Regions from separate parts of the Mus musculus genome. Here region 2 is linked to region 1. Evidence: chromatin contacts called from ENCODE Hi-C or POLR2A ChIA-PET data. All regions are on one chromosome and are shown on one strand. Each heading gives the region's core, a stretch centred on a gene start or an enhancer-like site at or near the end of the contact. The rest is flanking DNA. Distances are from core to core; before and after follow the strand shown.

Evidence for each region. A loop is a pair of places that touch in the nucleus more often than their neighbours do. ChIA-PET counts read pairs that join two places held with the same protein, here RNA polymerase II (POLR2A).
Region 2: a map of heart shows a loop between it and region 1 (3-fold over the local background). The contact joins two enhancer-like sites. A Hi-C loop is called at or near these places in 4 of 37 maps with a recorded cell type or tissue (all heart). POLR2A ChIA-PET finds 5 or more read pairs at or near these places in 1 of 5 experiments (Patski).

Annotation. Positions count from the first base shown.
Region 1 is chr15:6,233,456-6,241,280 of GRCm38, reverse strand. No RefSeq gene overlaps it. Among named protein-coding and RNA genes, the nearest start is that of Gm16311, 73 kb to the left of the region's middle. Within about 2 kb of position 3,371, at least 1 of the 3 ENCODE cell types and tissues checked has a DNase peak (open chromatin) inside an H3K27ac peak, as active enhancers do.
Region 2 is chr15:6,274,513-6,282,337 of GRCm38, reverse strand. No RefSeq gene overlaps it. Among named protein-coding and RNA genes, the nearest start is that of Gm16311, 32 kb to the left of the region's middle. Within about 2 kb of position 3,583, at least 1 of the 3 ENCODE cell types and tissues checked has a DNase peak (open chromatin) inside an H3K27ac peak, as active enhancers do.

The DNA.
Region 1 (7,825 bases), core at 2,122-4,621:
CCAACTTCACCCAAGTATTTAGCAACTTCCTTATGTCCTGGGCTCTTTTTCAGCTTGTTTTCTGATCATCCTCAATAACAAGAAAACACCCAATGTTTATTTCATCTGTTCATTCTAACCAAGAGATTATGTAGAATGTGTACAAATGCAAAAAAAAAAAAGTGACAGAAAGGGGAAATAATTAAATTTTCATGCCAGAGATTTATTATAAAACAACAAGAAAAAAGATGCTCATTGTCAGCTATTGGATGGAACTCAGGGTCCCCAATGGAGGAGCTAGAGAAAGTACCCAAGGAGCTGAAGGGGTCTGCAACCCTATAGGTGGAACAATATGAACTAACCAGTACCCCCGGAGCTCGTATCTCTGGCTGCATATGTAGCAGAAGATGGCCTAGTCAGCCATCATTGGGAAGAGAGGAGCCTTGGTCTTGCAAAGTTTATATGCCCCAGTAGAGGGGAATACCAGGGCCAAGAAGTGGGAGTGGGTGGGTAGGGGAGCAGGGTGGGAGGGGGGTATAGGGGACTTTCAGGATAGCATTTGAAATGAAAATGAAGAAAATATCTAATAAAAAGTTGAAAAAAAATAAAGAAACCACCCATGAAGTATTCATTTGACTTGAAGCCTTTGATATATCCCCATTTCAAATAAAGACTCCAAACTCCCTCATATATCCAGCTGCTGTTGCTTTGCCATGGCCCAGATTCCACATCCTTACCTACCACTGCAAAGGCACACACACTAACTTTGAGATGACCTTTGCAAGTGTTTTCTTGCACACACTGTTATTATCTCTACTTGAAATTATTCCCTTTTTTCCCCTGCCTAATAATTGCTGTTCCCCACAACCCCAAAGTTAGCTCAAATAATCCACCTGCAGCTCTGAGTTCGTGTTATCAGTTCTTGCACTAAAGCTCTCCCACTGGCCCTACCTATGCATTAGCAGTATGGGCTTTGGATTTTAAATGCTAAATAGTAAAAAGTAGTGTTTAGAAGGCAGGGGATGTCTTCTTGTTTGGCTTGTGGCAGGCCTTTGCTTGCTATTTGCTGACCACACTGAACTAATGCAAGTCTTAACCGCGGAGGAAGCGATTTCAAGTACCAGCTCTACGCGTAACGGCTACGTTTTCTCCCTTCCAAAGAACTTTATCTGCCTTCACCCTTTTCATACATAACTGGAGAGTCTTCTGAAGTTTATGATTCAGACCGGAAGCAAGGGCAGTGAATATGCAGTGCCTGAATTGAGAGTCTGAGGAGTCTGTCAAAGATGAGCTAGTAGTGAGGCATTGGCCAGCTCTTACCTGCCTTATTCTTTATACAACATTATTGAGCACAAGACAAAAGAGGTCAGGTCCAGGAGCTACAGAATACTGTGTGCACACAGTCAAAGGCAATTTCTCTCTTTCCCAGAGGGAAGAAAAATGGGGGTACCCAGCCTTCCTCTCTACAATCTCTTGTGGAAGAGTACTCAGAGAACTGTTCCCTTACTCTTGATCTAATTTAGTCAGTTGCTGAGGAAAGACTACAGGTTTGCCTGCGTGTCACGGCAACAGAGGAGATCACTTTTGGAGAAAGAAGGGATGCAAGAAGCAGCAGTCACTCAGTTTAAAGCCAAAACTGGGGATTCCTGGGGTTTAACAGGATGCTACTTAGCACGTAAGTGAGTTTGCTCAATTGCCTTACCAAGATGGGGTTCCAGCTGCAAGAAGATATGGAATGCACGTGCCCAGAATTAGGACTTGAGTGGTTTGGAGATGTGAAATCAGATTTTCCAAATCACTAGGCCTAAAAGACTCAGCTCTGCTCTTCAGAGAGAGTAGAAGTCAGGGGACCTGATTCTCAGAGAGCATCAATAGCTAGCCTATGTTAGCAAATAAGTAGCAAGATTACAGGCCCCCAACAGCTACCACAGGGAGATGGAGAAAGACACAGAGATAAATGGATAGAGTGCAAGGAAGGAGAGAGAGGAAGGAGAAAGAGAAACTTTGATAGCAGCAGATGAATATGACATCTCTTTCTATTTTCTTTCTGTCTGGCCCCTCAGCTCCTGCCTCTTGAGAAGTAATACATACCTACTCCAAAATCCATGTGCTTGGAGTATAAACATTCAGAACTGCACCCGGGTCTCTGAAATAGTCCCCTGAACTGATTCAGGACTTCTATCTTTTGAAACCTCCACATCATACTCCTGCAGACATTGCCTATATGGCATCCCAGACTTATATACAAGCAATGTTAGTAACAGTTGGATGTTAGCTTTGTAAGGTTGCATTCATAGGGTTCTATAGATGCTGGAAGCAACTGAGTACCCAGGGGTAGGTGAGACTGAGAGTCCTTTGCAATGCTGATAGTCACGTAATTCTTAACTTGGCGGGGGAATTACATTGTGTGGATGTAGTGTAGGACTTCAAACACATTGGTGAACTCAGAGTCAAAGATTGGTTGTGATGATAATCAGTGTGTCTAGCTTCCCTGTCTTACTCCTCCTCAAGTTTTAAGTGGATTCAAGCAATTTGAAAACAAAGGCGTATCGAACGGTTAAGCGATTTTAGCAGCCATGACTCAGCAAGGGCAGGTACATTTGGGTGATATTTTTGCAATGGCTTTTAAGTGCTCTGGGTGTCCCATTTAGACATCCATGGGGCATCTCACTACACAATGACCTGAATAATCATGAAAGAAGGCTGGGCGTTGCACATTTCTGGAAATCTATTCAAATATCTAAGCCCCCGCCCCCTTTGGATTGAAAATGAAGCATGAAGGCTTTGTATTAAGTAAGAAATATAAATGCAACTTGTAAATGTTTCAAGTTTTAGCTAGCCTCAGAAACGATACCTAAAGTTGCCTGCATTCAGACAGCACCCAGGTCCGAGAGGCCCGGGATTTCTTTGTCATCACAGCGCCCCCTGCTGGTTCAGGATGAGACCTGCAAGACTGCTTGCCCGTTTCCCTTCAGCTTTTCAGGGCCTCTGGAAACAAGGCTGGAAAACATTATCCTCAACTGAACCGTAGCCAGGAAAATCTCAGGAGGGAATTCTTTCCTGACATAAAATTAAACCTGGCTTCAGCATATCTGAAGAGGGGAAAGAAGGAAAACTTACTGTTGATGTTTCTTGGCTTGAGATTTTTTTCTCCCCCTTGTTCTTAAAGCAACATTATTTTTAAAAGCTGAAACGAGACGTGCCATCTGCCAATTTGGCCTGTCCCTCCATTCCCTTCAGTTCACATTTCACTGTCTTGTCCCAGTCCGTCCTTTTGCCCTACTCCAAAAAAAGTTGTTTAAGTGAACAAATGCTTTTCAACTCATCAGTAGGAACAAGTGGAGAGAGTGTCTTTACCTCGCACAGCAGGGAATCTGGCCTTAAAAGTTCCACAAAGTTCCAGGGATTGCGTCACCGATGTGGTAGCTTTAAACCACTGACTAACCAGGTCTGCCCATAATCTGACCAACAGATCTCTGTCTCTTGAGAAGTGGCTCAGAAGCACACGACCCTCAGCAATAGATGTTCAAGGGCGGACTGGGTGCACTGCTGAGTTAGAGCCAACAACTTGAAGGTTAAAGAGCGGGAGGGGAGGGCTTTTCCTGCCCGCCTGTTCCTGTGCTAGATGGTGCAGTGGTTATGTGATCTAGTGATTATATATGATCTAGTAATTATATGATCTAGTAAGGCTGAAGACTGTCCACTCAACCCCTGATGTGTCATGGTGTTAAAACAAAATCAAGCAAAACAAAACAATAACAACACACCTGCACGGGGGTATTTATGACCTGGGAAGTGAGACATTCCTTGTATTTCAGACATACTTGCCAAGTTAGTGCTAATCTGCGGTCATCTCTTTGTCTGGCATGACTGTTTTATTTATTTTTTCCCCTCCCCATCAAAAGCTATAGTCTGACTTATCACTCATCGCTGCCACCATTAAATAATAACAGGCAGTGTCCACTGTCCTGTTTTATTGCTTCAAGAAGAAAAAAAAATCCTGTCCTTGTAACGTTGTCGTGACACTTCTATCATGAGTTGGATAACTATTTGCAAGAGGCTTTTAATAACTTTTTATTGTGTTTCACGGGTCAGTTTGTCTGCCCATACACCACTATCAATATGCCTTCATTGATACTTCATTGGATCACTTCCATCACGGGAAGGGCAGCGCCTGGTCCTCACAGGAGGATCCTTGCTCTCACTGTGGATATGCTTTACCCATGTTTGACAGTCGGCCATCACTTCCTGTCTGGACCATTCAATATTCTCCCTTCTCCCCATGCCATACCGACGTTTACACTGGCGATAGTGTAATGTAAGTCTAATTAAATAGTAAGCATTTGCATTTTATCAATTTCTTATTGGTGGTAGATTGATCTATTCTTACTAACTGTATAGGCTTCCTTTCTACAAAGCGAGGATATATCCGCATTGCTATGGAATTTTCAGTGTTTCCTGTGTTTAGAGGGTATTCTCTGCTCTATAGCTGGCACGGTTGACCACGTGACTTGTTTTGGCCAATGAGCTATGAGCAGACATGCCACGTGGCTTATCTGCACTCTTCTAACACTGTGGTATGTTTCTGGAAGTCCTGTCCCTTGGGAAGCCCCTTCAGCTGAGTACAGAGTAGTGTGAGAAGGCACAAGAAAGAATCACAGCGGCGGTCACAGCCACTACTGGGCCACACGAATGATAAACAATTGTGTGTTTTGCAGGCCACTGAGATTTGTTTGTTGACCAGTTCGCGTCCCTTCACGGTGGAGTCCCACACTCCCCTTTTGGTCCTCCGAGGAACTGGGACAGAGCATGTACTTTACGTGCCAGCCAATGATGAAACATGTCCAGCCTCTAGATTCTCTTTCTGTGCTTAGTCTTTTCCAAGCTCAAACGGCCAGTTCCCGGTCTTCAGTAAAGCTTACTTTTGAGATCTTTCCAGATAGCTCAAAATATCCCTCTCCCATGGAAACTTTATATACATTGGTTCGAAATGAGTTTTTTTTTTTTTTTTCTTTCTCTGAATTCCCACAAGGACATCATGCTTACGGTTCCTGTCACTCAATTGGTTGATAGTCATAAGCAGTGCTCTTTATTACACAGCAGATGCTATTTTTTAGACCTGTTGCGTTGGCTTGGATATGCTAAGGTGGACTAAAATGAAAAATATTGACTAGGGGTGGGGAAAGAGCAAGCAGGATAAAAAAAAAAAAGGAGGGGGCAATAGAAAGTGGTAGCATCCCACAGTGGGTCTCATGGGTAGGGAGAGGAGGCAGGGGAGGAGGACTAGGTAAGAGTACCACCGACTGCCGCTGCATCTCAAAGCGTGTTTAACCAAACCAATGGATAACCTGTCATCCAAAGCCATACTGGGGAGGATCCAATAGCTCACAGTCATCGGCCACACCACTGAGTTGCCATGGGCAGCTAGCAGCTCTGTGCACTATTATGGTCAACCACAGCTGGGGTTGTGGCCAATCCTGCTTATATGGCGTGATAGCTGAGTAGATTATTTTCATAGGAATCCCCTAAGTCTTTTGAAGTCAGTATTGTTATCATTACTGCTTTTATAAATTTTAATTTTTAATTACATCTATGCCCATGTATCTGTTTGATGGGTGTGTTATGGTTTGAATATGTGATGGTTTGAATATGCTTAGCCCAGGGAGTGGCACTATTAAAGAGGTGTGGCTTTGTTGGAGCAGGTGTAGTCTTGTTGGAGGAAGAGTGTCACTTTGGGCATGGGCTTTAAGACCCTCATCCTTTCTCTGTGGAAGCCAGACTTCTCCTGTCTGAATTTAGATGAAGATGTAGAACTCTCAGCTCCTTCTGCGTCATGCCTGCCTGGATGCTGCCATGTTCCCACCTTGGTGATAAGGGACTGAACCTCTGAACCTGTAAGCCAGCCCCAATTAAATGTTGTCCTTATAAGAGAGCCTTGGTCACGGTATCTGTTCACAGCAGTAAAACCTTTACTAAGACAGGGGGTATATGTCCAGTTGCCTGTAGATGCCAGAAGGAAGCAACAGATTTTCTTGGAGCTGGGATTATAGGCTGCTGTGAGCTGCCTAATGTGGGTGCTTGGAACCTATTTGGGTCCTTTACAAGAGTAGAATATGCTCTTAATCTCTGAGCTCCATTTCCAGCCCCTATCACTCTTGTTTTAATGGGAGGAACAGAGAACCAGAGAGACTTCGGAGAGTTCTTTATCCTTTCATGATGGAGCCAAAGCCCATCTTCCAAAATTATCACATGGTGTCATTCATTTTGGTATTGTCTAAGTGTATGAATGAGTAAGTACACTATGGGCTGTCTATAAAATAGTAAAAGTCTGATAGGTTACACTGTCTTAGTTATAGTGTTACTACTGTAAATAGACACCATGACCAAAGCAACTCTTATAAAGAACAACATTTAATTGGGGCTGGCTTACAGGTTCAGAGGTTCTGTCTATTATCATAAAGGTGAAAGCATGGCAGGATCCAGGAAGACATGTGACTGGAGGAGCTAACCAGTCTACATCTTCATCCAAGGCAGGAAAAGACTGGACTCCAGGGAGCTAGAATGAGGGTCTTAAAGACCATGCCCACACTGACACACTTCTAACAAGGCCACACCTACCCCAAAAAGGCCACACCTCCAAATAGTGCCACTCCCTGGGCCAACCATATGCAAACCACCACATACACCTACCCCTGTTTTTGTTGACCTGGAACTGCAAAATATACTTTGCAGATTTGTGGGTGAGAGTCTCTCAAGAATGGCCTGTATTGCTTACAGGTTTATTACCTGCTTGTGGACGAAGGACTAGCATAGGAGGGTCTTGTTTTTTTTTTTTTTTTAAGCTGATTACAATTGTAATACAATATTTTTATATGGCTATGACATCTCATTAGAATTTTCTCGACACCAGGGGAATCAATGTGGCCTCATACACTTCTGCCTTTCATCCTTGGTGATTATCTCAGCTCCACCTGCATCCGGGTCAAATGGAGGACAGGTTGTTGAGTGTGTAGCCTGTTATATTATGCTGCAGAAAAGCCTGCTCAGTTTTGTTTTGAGACAGGGTCCTCATGGCTTTAATATAGGCTTATAAATCACCGCCTTTCATCAGGTACCCTGGCACACCTTGAGATTTTGCATTTAAATTCAAGCTTCTGAAATAGATATGTTCATGCATAAGTTCATATGAGCATGGCCTCTTTAAATGGGAGTGGAAAACCCAACACTTCAAAAACCTTTGTTCTGGGCTGTGACATGGCATTTTAATGTCTTTCCTCATGTTTCCTCAACCACACGCCCAGCTAAGACTTGACACTAATGCCCCCAGCTCTTTGACCCTGGACTACCAGGTACTTTGTTACAATTTTGAGTTTCTAAGGAGAGAGTCATGTTCTCCCTTATCTTTCTATGTCCCTTGTCCCGTCTGTGTGTTAGGACATTGTGCAGATGGAATCACTTGCTCAGCATGCAGGAGTGGCCTGACCTGTCTGGAGAATGAAACATCCTCCTACACGCTCCTGCAGGACATGGCCAGACATGTAGAGCAAACAGTAGTGTCTACTATGGGCTGGCTGAGAGACTCTGCCTTTTAGGTGAACAGAAAGGTTCTTGAAGAACATAGAAGGGAAGAGTCTTAGGTATTATAGCAAAGAAGGTCCCCTTTCTCTCCTGCTGCTTTCTTAGCTTAGAGATCCATAGCATACATTTGCCCCCTGGGATGCTCTGCACTACACTGTCGTGAGTGGAGCATCTGCAGTATTTCAGCAAGCCACACAAAAGGCACCATGAGGAAGATGAGGAAAGGGAAGTCCTGGATCCCTAGAGGTTTACACTTGTCGTTTCTTTC
Region 2 (7,825 bases), core at 2,334-4,833, 41 kb before region 1:
TCTACAAAGTTGATCTATGTTCAGCTCGAACAAACTCTCTAAGGTGATTTTTTTTGTAGTAGATGTGGAAAAATTAATTTCTGGCAGTTTAGTTAAGGATCTAAACATTTTAAATTGTGCAATTGATTTTAATATAAGAACTTACTGTACTCTTTGATGTTGATATATTCCTTATGGTTTCCATACTTAATAAACCAGGTAATACATGCCTACCATCCTATTGATATTACCAGAGTCCATTGGAATGTACTACTCTTGTTTCAGCAATCCTTGAGTCATTCTTTTTAAAAATTATTTATTTATTTTATGTATATAAGTACACTGTATATGTCTTCAGACATATCAGAAAAGAGCATCAGATCCCATTACAGATGGATGTAAGCTACCATGTGGTTGCTGGGAATTGAATTCAGGACCTCTGGAAGAACAGCTAAGTGCTCTTAACTGCTGAGCCATCTCTCCAGCCCCCTTGAATCATTCTTAATGTTGTATCTTCCAACTTATTTACACCTCCTTCCTCATAAGCTACATTTGTGAGGAAGCATGTTACCATGCATTTTCTTATCAAGAATATAATAATAATAATAATAATAATAATAATAATAATAATGATAATAGGTATATCACTATGAATTGATTACTATGTATAGCATTTTCTTTAAATAGGTAACAAATAATAGATGCCAAAGCATATATAAGATTTTAATAGAAGAATGGATTATATGAAAGACATTTGGGAACTAATCATTTAAAAGGAAAACAGGTACAGAGGTGGCAGCTGTACCCAAATACAGTTCAGTTAGGGTTCAGGTTGTGATGTGTTTCCTATGAGTCCCTCATTTTCATATTGGGTACCAAAGACAATTCTTAAAACTAGAAATTTCACTTAGTTCCAAGAGTAGTTACACAACAGAAACTTGATTCAATTGGGGGCTGGGAAAAAGGAAGAAAAGTCATTGTGTAGAAGGGAAAGGTGGAGACAAGGAGAAGAGTCAAGAGGACCATGAGTTAAATAAAAATACATTGTATGAAAATCCCAAAAATTAATAAAAATACTTGTTTAAAAAGAGGTCCATTACTGTCCTTTCAAATATCAGTCGGTTATAAACTAATTACTAACCATAGCATAAAAATACAAGATCCCGAATTAATCATACTTGATTAATTTTAGATGATTATATAGACTGGCCAAGAAAATATTGTTTCTTTGAATGTATCAATCACATGAAAATTAAAACATATATATTTAAAATAGAAATTTCAGGTTCTAACTCCATATTATTCAAATTGGGACCTAGGAAAGAGTCAGAGAGTTAGTTCAGATGAGATCCATGTTTAAACAAATCTGTAGAATATGCTGCTAAATAATGAGTATTCAACACATGGGTTATCTAGGCATTCAAGAGGCTGAAGCAGGAGGACCACAAGTCCAAGGCCCACCTCCAAAACTGAGAGCAAATAGCAGCAGCAGCAACAGCAGCAGCAGCAATGATAACAATAGCAAAAGAAAGAAGGAAATAATTCATATATAAGATGTTCAGAGATAATATTAGGGAAATAATGGAACTTTTCACCTACAAATAGCAATATTAAAAGTTATTGTTTGACTTGTGTGGTATTTCTAAATACTTCATCCCCCCCCCCCCCCACACACACACACAAAGTCATGCTTATACAGGCACACACACACACACACACACACACACACACACACATGCACTCCTACACTTAAGATCAGATTACACCACCTACTTTAGACGGAAACTTTAAAAGTTCAAACATCTAGAAAACTCATCATGGAGGTTTTTGGTTAATTTATTGACTCTAAAGGCCCAATACTTTTTTTTTTTTAACTTAGATGTGCTCACGCCCACACATTCACACAGTTCCATGGCAGTGAAGAAGAAATCTTCACATTCCAAATACATCTCAGAGAAGCAGGATGGTTAAGAATTCTCAATATTTTCACATTACTTAGAGCACTGTAGGTAGGTTACCCTGGCCTCATTCCCAGACTTTAACAGTAGGGGCCTTGTGAAATGCTAAACGATGTGTAGAACAGTATTTAGGCTCTCTAAGAGCCAATCCGTCAAAACATTTGCTGCTTTGAAAATGTGTTCTAAAAAAGGGGGGGGGGCATATGGAACTTATTACTGTGCTTGGTGGAGTTCAGGCTGCAGCATCCAAAATAAGCACGGAACCTTTTGAGGACACCATCTTACCTAAAGATGACAGGGCCTCTGACACTGTCCTGCCCTGACCGAAGGGTATGGAAGACTCATGGGAAATGGCAGGCTTCTAAACATTTGGGGGTGGGGTGGGGGTGGGGATTGAAAGGTTAGACTAGCACAGCGCTAGGTAGAAACATTAAACAGAACAAAGAAATAAGATGAAAATGGAGTGTAGAAAGCGTTAAGGAGCGCACAGCTGGTATTTCTCCATCAGCAACTTCCAGCTTAGTCTTCAGACCATAATTAATTAAGATTTATGAACAAATAATTCAGTGACTTACTGCTATATATTTAGGTGGAAGTTATGATGTGTAGCTACATACTTTGGGAATTCGATGGGTGGAAGAGAAATTAAATTCTTTGAATACCAAGGAGAAAATATTTTCATGATGAAGAAAGCAGCCAGGAGCATCGTCATTCTCTTCACCACTTACTGCTTCTCTCCTCTTACCTCTAAGTTACCTGGTGTGAGAAGGTAGACACAGCAAACTTTGCCTGCCTTATTTAATTGAAGTATTGAAATATCAAAGGAAGCTGAATGGTGGAGTTTGGAAAGGTTTTATTTACTTTTCTTTGAACCACCATAGCATTTGCTGAACCCACTACTAAGAGAACACAAAGGAAATGCTATTATCAGTCCTTGCAAACCAGAGCCGAAGTCTGTGTTTGAAGCTGAAAAGCCTTAAGCTCCGTGCTGTGTTTTATTATGCATAACTGAAATTCTTCACAGTTACAAAAGTGTAAACTTCTCTTGATTACATCAATATGGACTTGGAACAAGGAGAGGTACAGGTCACTGTTGCTGGGAAGATGCTCTGTGGCCAAATTTACTTGTGCTTTGAAGGGATAAAAGTTAGTCTATGAAGTATGCACTCTTGCAACCCCTATAAAATCCCTGTAAACATACTACTTCTAACTTCTTTAGGACCTCCCCCTGAGTGCTTTCATTTGCCCCCTTGTAAAATCTCCCATGCTTGAAATCTCCTGATGGTTTCAGACACGTCATTTCTAGAGTGTTCGACAGTATGAAGTGCACTTCGCAGGCCACTCTGACGGTTTACGCTCTTGCAGTGATGCTGCTCGCTTCTGCTCCACACCTTAGTTTTCATGACTTCGTGATCTGTGTTTTGTGTTTTATGACTGCTTCCTTGGGGAACTATCCTGCCCCTAAAAAAAAAAAAATGACAGGAATGATCCACATAAGTCCATAAGAGAGGCTATAAAATAAACATTATACCATGTGTGGGGTAAAAAAAATAGAACTGCAAATAGCTGGTCTCACTTTCTGGCATTTACACACATGGCCATCTGTTTGAGGACTGTTTTAGTTGGCTATTATCCAGCATTTATGTAACTGGCCAAGTCGAAGGAAATGACATCACCAAATTTCCTGATGACTGTCACTGGAGCCACAAATTTTTGGGGAGAAACAAGTTGCTCAGTAAGAAGAGAGACTTCTTAAATGTCTCTTCTACTTTCACTTTTTCCGGGCATACAAGTGTTATAAAACATTTTTCCTCCTACCGATGTCTATTTTGTGCTAATGGCTCTCAACAATGTTTACTATTTGGTTTGGAGATTCTACCTTTTTATGCTGTAGGAGTATTAGGGAGAAAAATACGACTTTTGTTGAGTATAGACGTCTGATCGGGAGCTGAGGAGGTGGCTCAGTTGTTAAAGCACTTGCTGTGTGTGTGGGAGGCCGCACCTGAGTTCACATCTCAGAATCCTACAAAGGATAGATATGGGAACATGTGTCTATAATCCCACGATAGCTACTATGTGAGATGGTAGTTGGGGGCAGGGTGATCTCTGGAAATTTAGGGGTCACCGCAACTGTGTAGCAGCTGATCACAAGGAATCCTGTCTCAAACAAGGCTAACATCATAGGTTGTCTTCTGACTACCACACATGTCCCAGGCACGCATGCACTCGGAGATTTAAAAATGCAATATGATCAGAATGTAATGAAAAAGAAAGTCGAAGTGACAAACTTTTGTTGTTGTCTTAAAACTGCATCTAAAATAATTCGGCAAACATGTAATCAGCCTGTTACCCTGATTCAAGCCCAGTCTTGGAGGTGCGCCTGCAGAGAAGGACTGACTGAAGAGGGAACTTTGGGAATTACACTTGCTGATGACAGGGAGAGATCAGAACGAGGAAGTGCGAAGGTTTCAATAGCATAATTTACAGAGCCTCTTAGCTCTGAGGGTAATCTGTACCACTGGACCAAGGAATCCTTTTATATGATTCCAAAACTAAACCATCTCTGGGGAAGCCTAGCAGCTGCTTTTAAGGTTCACAGTTGTATGGGGAAAGAATTAGCTTTAGAAGACTTTAAGGATATCTGCTCCTCTAACTCTCTTGGGAATTCAGATCCGGCTGAATGCGCATCTAAGCAGGAATCCCTGCTCCCATGCTAAACATTTTGGAATTTTGAAATGCCTTCAGATGACTGTAGTTGATTTACTGTGTCCTACCATAACTGAGCGTAGAGGCTGCCTTAGCCTGAACCGGAACTCTTCCAAGCCAGGGTGACCTAATCATTTAAATACCTGCCTGTGTTTGTTCGTGATCACCTTTCCCTCTTTTGTCTCTCCTCCATTTCCTCTTCCTGTCCATCACTATGGTAGGAGTCACTGCTGTTGGTACTCCACCTGAGTTCCTCTGTGAGCTGGAGCATCTATCTATCTGCTACATGGGTGTTTCAGAGTCCTTTCTGGATGCTTGTTAATCTCTGATGGCAGCGAATCACCTGCTGAGAGACTTCAAGACCACCATTCTCTCTATGTTCCTATGGTGGTCATCGATTGGGGGTGGCGAAAGCTTGGCTACCTGTTCTGAGGGTAACAGAGCTCTGATGCTCCGAGCTCCTGTACATCAGCCAAAGGTTCATATTCTTTCAAGATTCTTTCTCCTTCTCTTTCCATCTTATTTAACCTTGTCTGGGGGTTCTTTCCTAAAGATTGCTCTCCAGAAACCACAAGCTTTAGAAGCCCTTTCTAAGGTTCTCTTGGCAGCTTCCTCCTTCCCTTACTTGAAACACTGGTCATTGGCCAGGGTACCTGAGAACCCTGTGAAGGATCAATACTCAGGTGCCTTCAGTGTGCTGAGAAGAGTAATTAGAGGAGACAGCAAGGTGGAAGCTGAACAGGCAGGTTTTTGAAGTCAGTGGTATTAAGGTGAGAAGTTAAGAAGGAAGGTAATATTGGTAAATATTTCCACCAATAAAGGTACTTGATGGACATCGGAAGGGTGATGGGGATTGCACAGACAGATTTTAAAAAATGTACTTGGATTTTCTTTTTAATAATTTGTTTTTGACACTAGGCATGGTGGCTCACACCTGAGAGGCAGAGGAAGGCAGATATGTGTATTTGAGACCAGCCTGGTCTCCACAGTGAATTCTAGGGCAGCCAGGGCTATATAGTGAGAGTTTGTCTCAAAAAGACAAACAAACAGGGGCTGGAGAGATGGTTCACGCTTAAGTACACTAGCTGCTCTCCCAGAGGATCAAGTTTCAATTCCCATTACCCACGTGGTAGCTCACAACTGTCTGTAACTCCAGTCCCAGAGGGTCTGAGGCCCTCTTCTGGCTTTGAGAGTATTGCACTCATTTAGCACACATAAATACAGGTAAAACATTTATACCTGTAAAACAGATGAATAACAACAATAACAGAAACACACACACACCCTTAAAAAAAAACCCAATGTAGCCGTCTCTAGTGGTATAACTTGGTAAGTAGAGTCAGAAGGATCAGCCATTGAGGTACTCTTTAGTTGCTTGGTGAGATCTGGACTAGCTTGGGATACCCAAGACCTTTTAACAACCCACCCCTACCTGCCACCTTCCTGGTCAGAGCACAGGTGTCTGCACAGCCCGGGAGGCTTCTGCCTCACGTTCTGCGGGGGTCACCTTGGTTCCGAGACCCTGCGGCCGGCGGTCTGCGGGTGAGAGTGTGGAACACAGAGGCCAGCAGCTTCTGGAACGGGCGAGAGCCACAGAGCCTCTGAGGCGGCACCATTTCCGGCTCCAGACAACCGGCCACCTTCCTGGTGAGAGCACAGGGGTCCACCCGGCCCAAGAGGCTTCTGCCTCACGTTCCGTGGGGGCCACCTTGTTTCCGGGACTCCACGGCGGGCGGTCTGCGGGTGAGAGTGTGGAACACAGACGCCAGCAGCTTCTGGACCGGGTGAGAGACACAGAGCCTCTGAGGCGGCGCCATTTTTGGCTACAGACAACCTGCCACCTTCCTGGTCAGAGCACAGGTGTCCGCACAGCCCGTCTGCAGGCCAAAGCAACACAGCTTCTGGGAAAGATCCTGTTTTGGGCCTTCATCTTCCGCCAGGAGGAGGTCCAAACACCAGATAACTGTGCACCTCCCTGAAAGAGGAGAGCTTGCCTGCAGAGACTGCTCTGACCACTGAAACTCAGGGAAGAGAGCTAGTCTCCCTGGTCTGCTGATATAGTGTAACAAAATCACCAGAGGAACAATCTCTAAACAGAGACAACTATAACAACTAACTCCAGAGATTACCAGATTGCGAAAGGTAAACATAAGAATCTTACTAACAGAAACCAGGACTACTCACCATCATCAGAACCCAGCACTCCCACTTCGCCCAGTCCAGGGCACCCCAACACACCTAAAAAGCTAGACCTGGATTTAAAAGCATATCTCATGATGATGGTAGAGGACATCAAGAAGGACTTAAATAACTCACTTAAAGAAATACAGGAGAACACTGCTAAACAAGTAGAAGACATTAAAGAGGAAACACAAAAATCCCTTAAAGAATTGCAGGAAAACACAACCAAACAGGTGATGGAATTGAATAAAACCATCCAAGACCTAAAAAGGGAAGTAGACACAATAAAGAAAACCCAAAGTGAGGCAACAGTGGAGATAGAAACACTAGGAAAGAAATCTGGAACCATAGATGCGAGCATCAGCAACAGAATACAAGAAATGGAAGAGAGAATCTGAGGTGCAGAAGATTCCATAGAGAACATCGGCACAACAATCAAAGAAAATGGAAAATGCAAAAAGATCCTAACTCAAAACATCCAGGAAATCTAGGACACAATGAGAAGACCGAACCTACGGATAATAGGAGTGGATGAGAATGAAAATTTTCAACTCAAAGGAACAGCAAACATCTTCAACAAGATTATTGAAGAAAACTTCCCAAATCTAAAGAAAGAGATACCCATGAACATACAAGAAGCCTACAGAACTCCAAATAGACTGGACCAGAAAAGAAATTCCTCCCGACACATAATAATCAGAACAACAAATGCACTAAATAAAGATAGAATACTAAAAGCAGTAAGGGAAAAAGGTCAAGTAACATATAAAGGCAAGCCTATCAGAATTACACCAGATTTTTCACCAGAGACTATGAAAGCCAGAAGAGCCTGGACAGATGTTATACAGACACTAAGAGAATACAAATTCCAGCCCAGGCTACTATACCCAGCCAAACTCTCAATTACCATAGATGGAGAAACCAAAATATTCCACGACAAAACTAAATTCACCCATTATCTCTCCACGAATCCAGCCCTTCAAAGGATAATAACAGAAAAA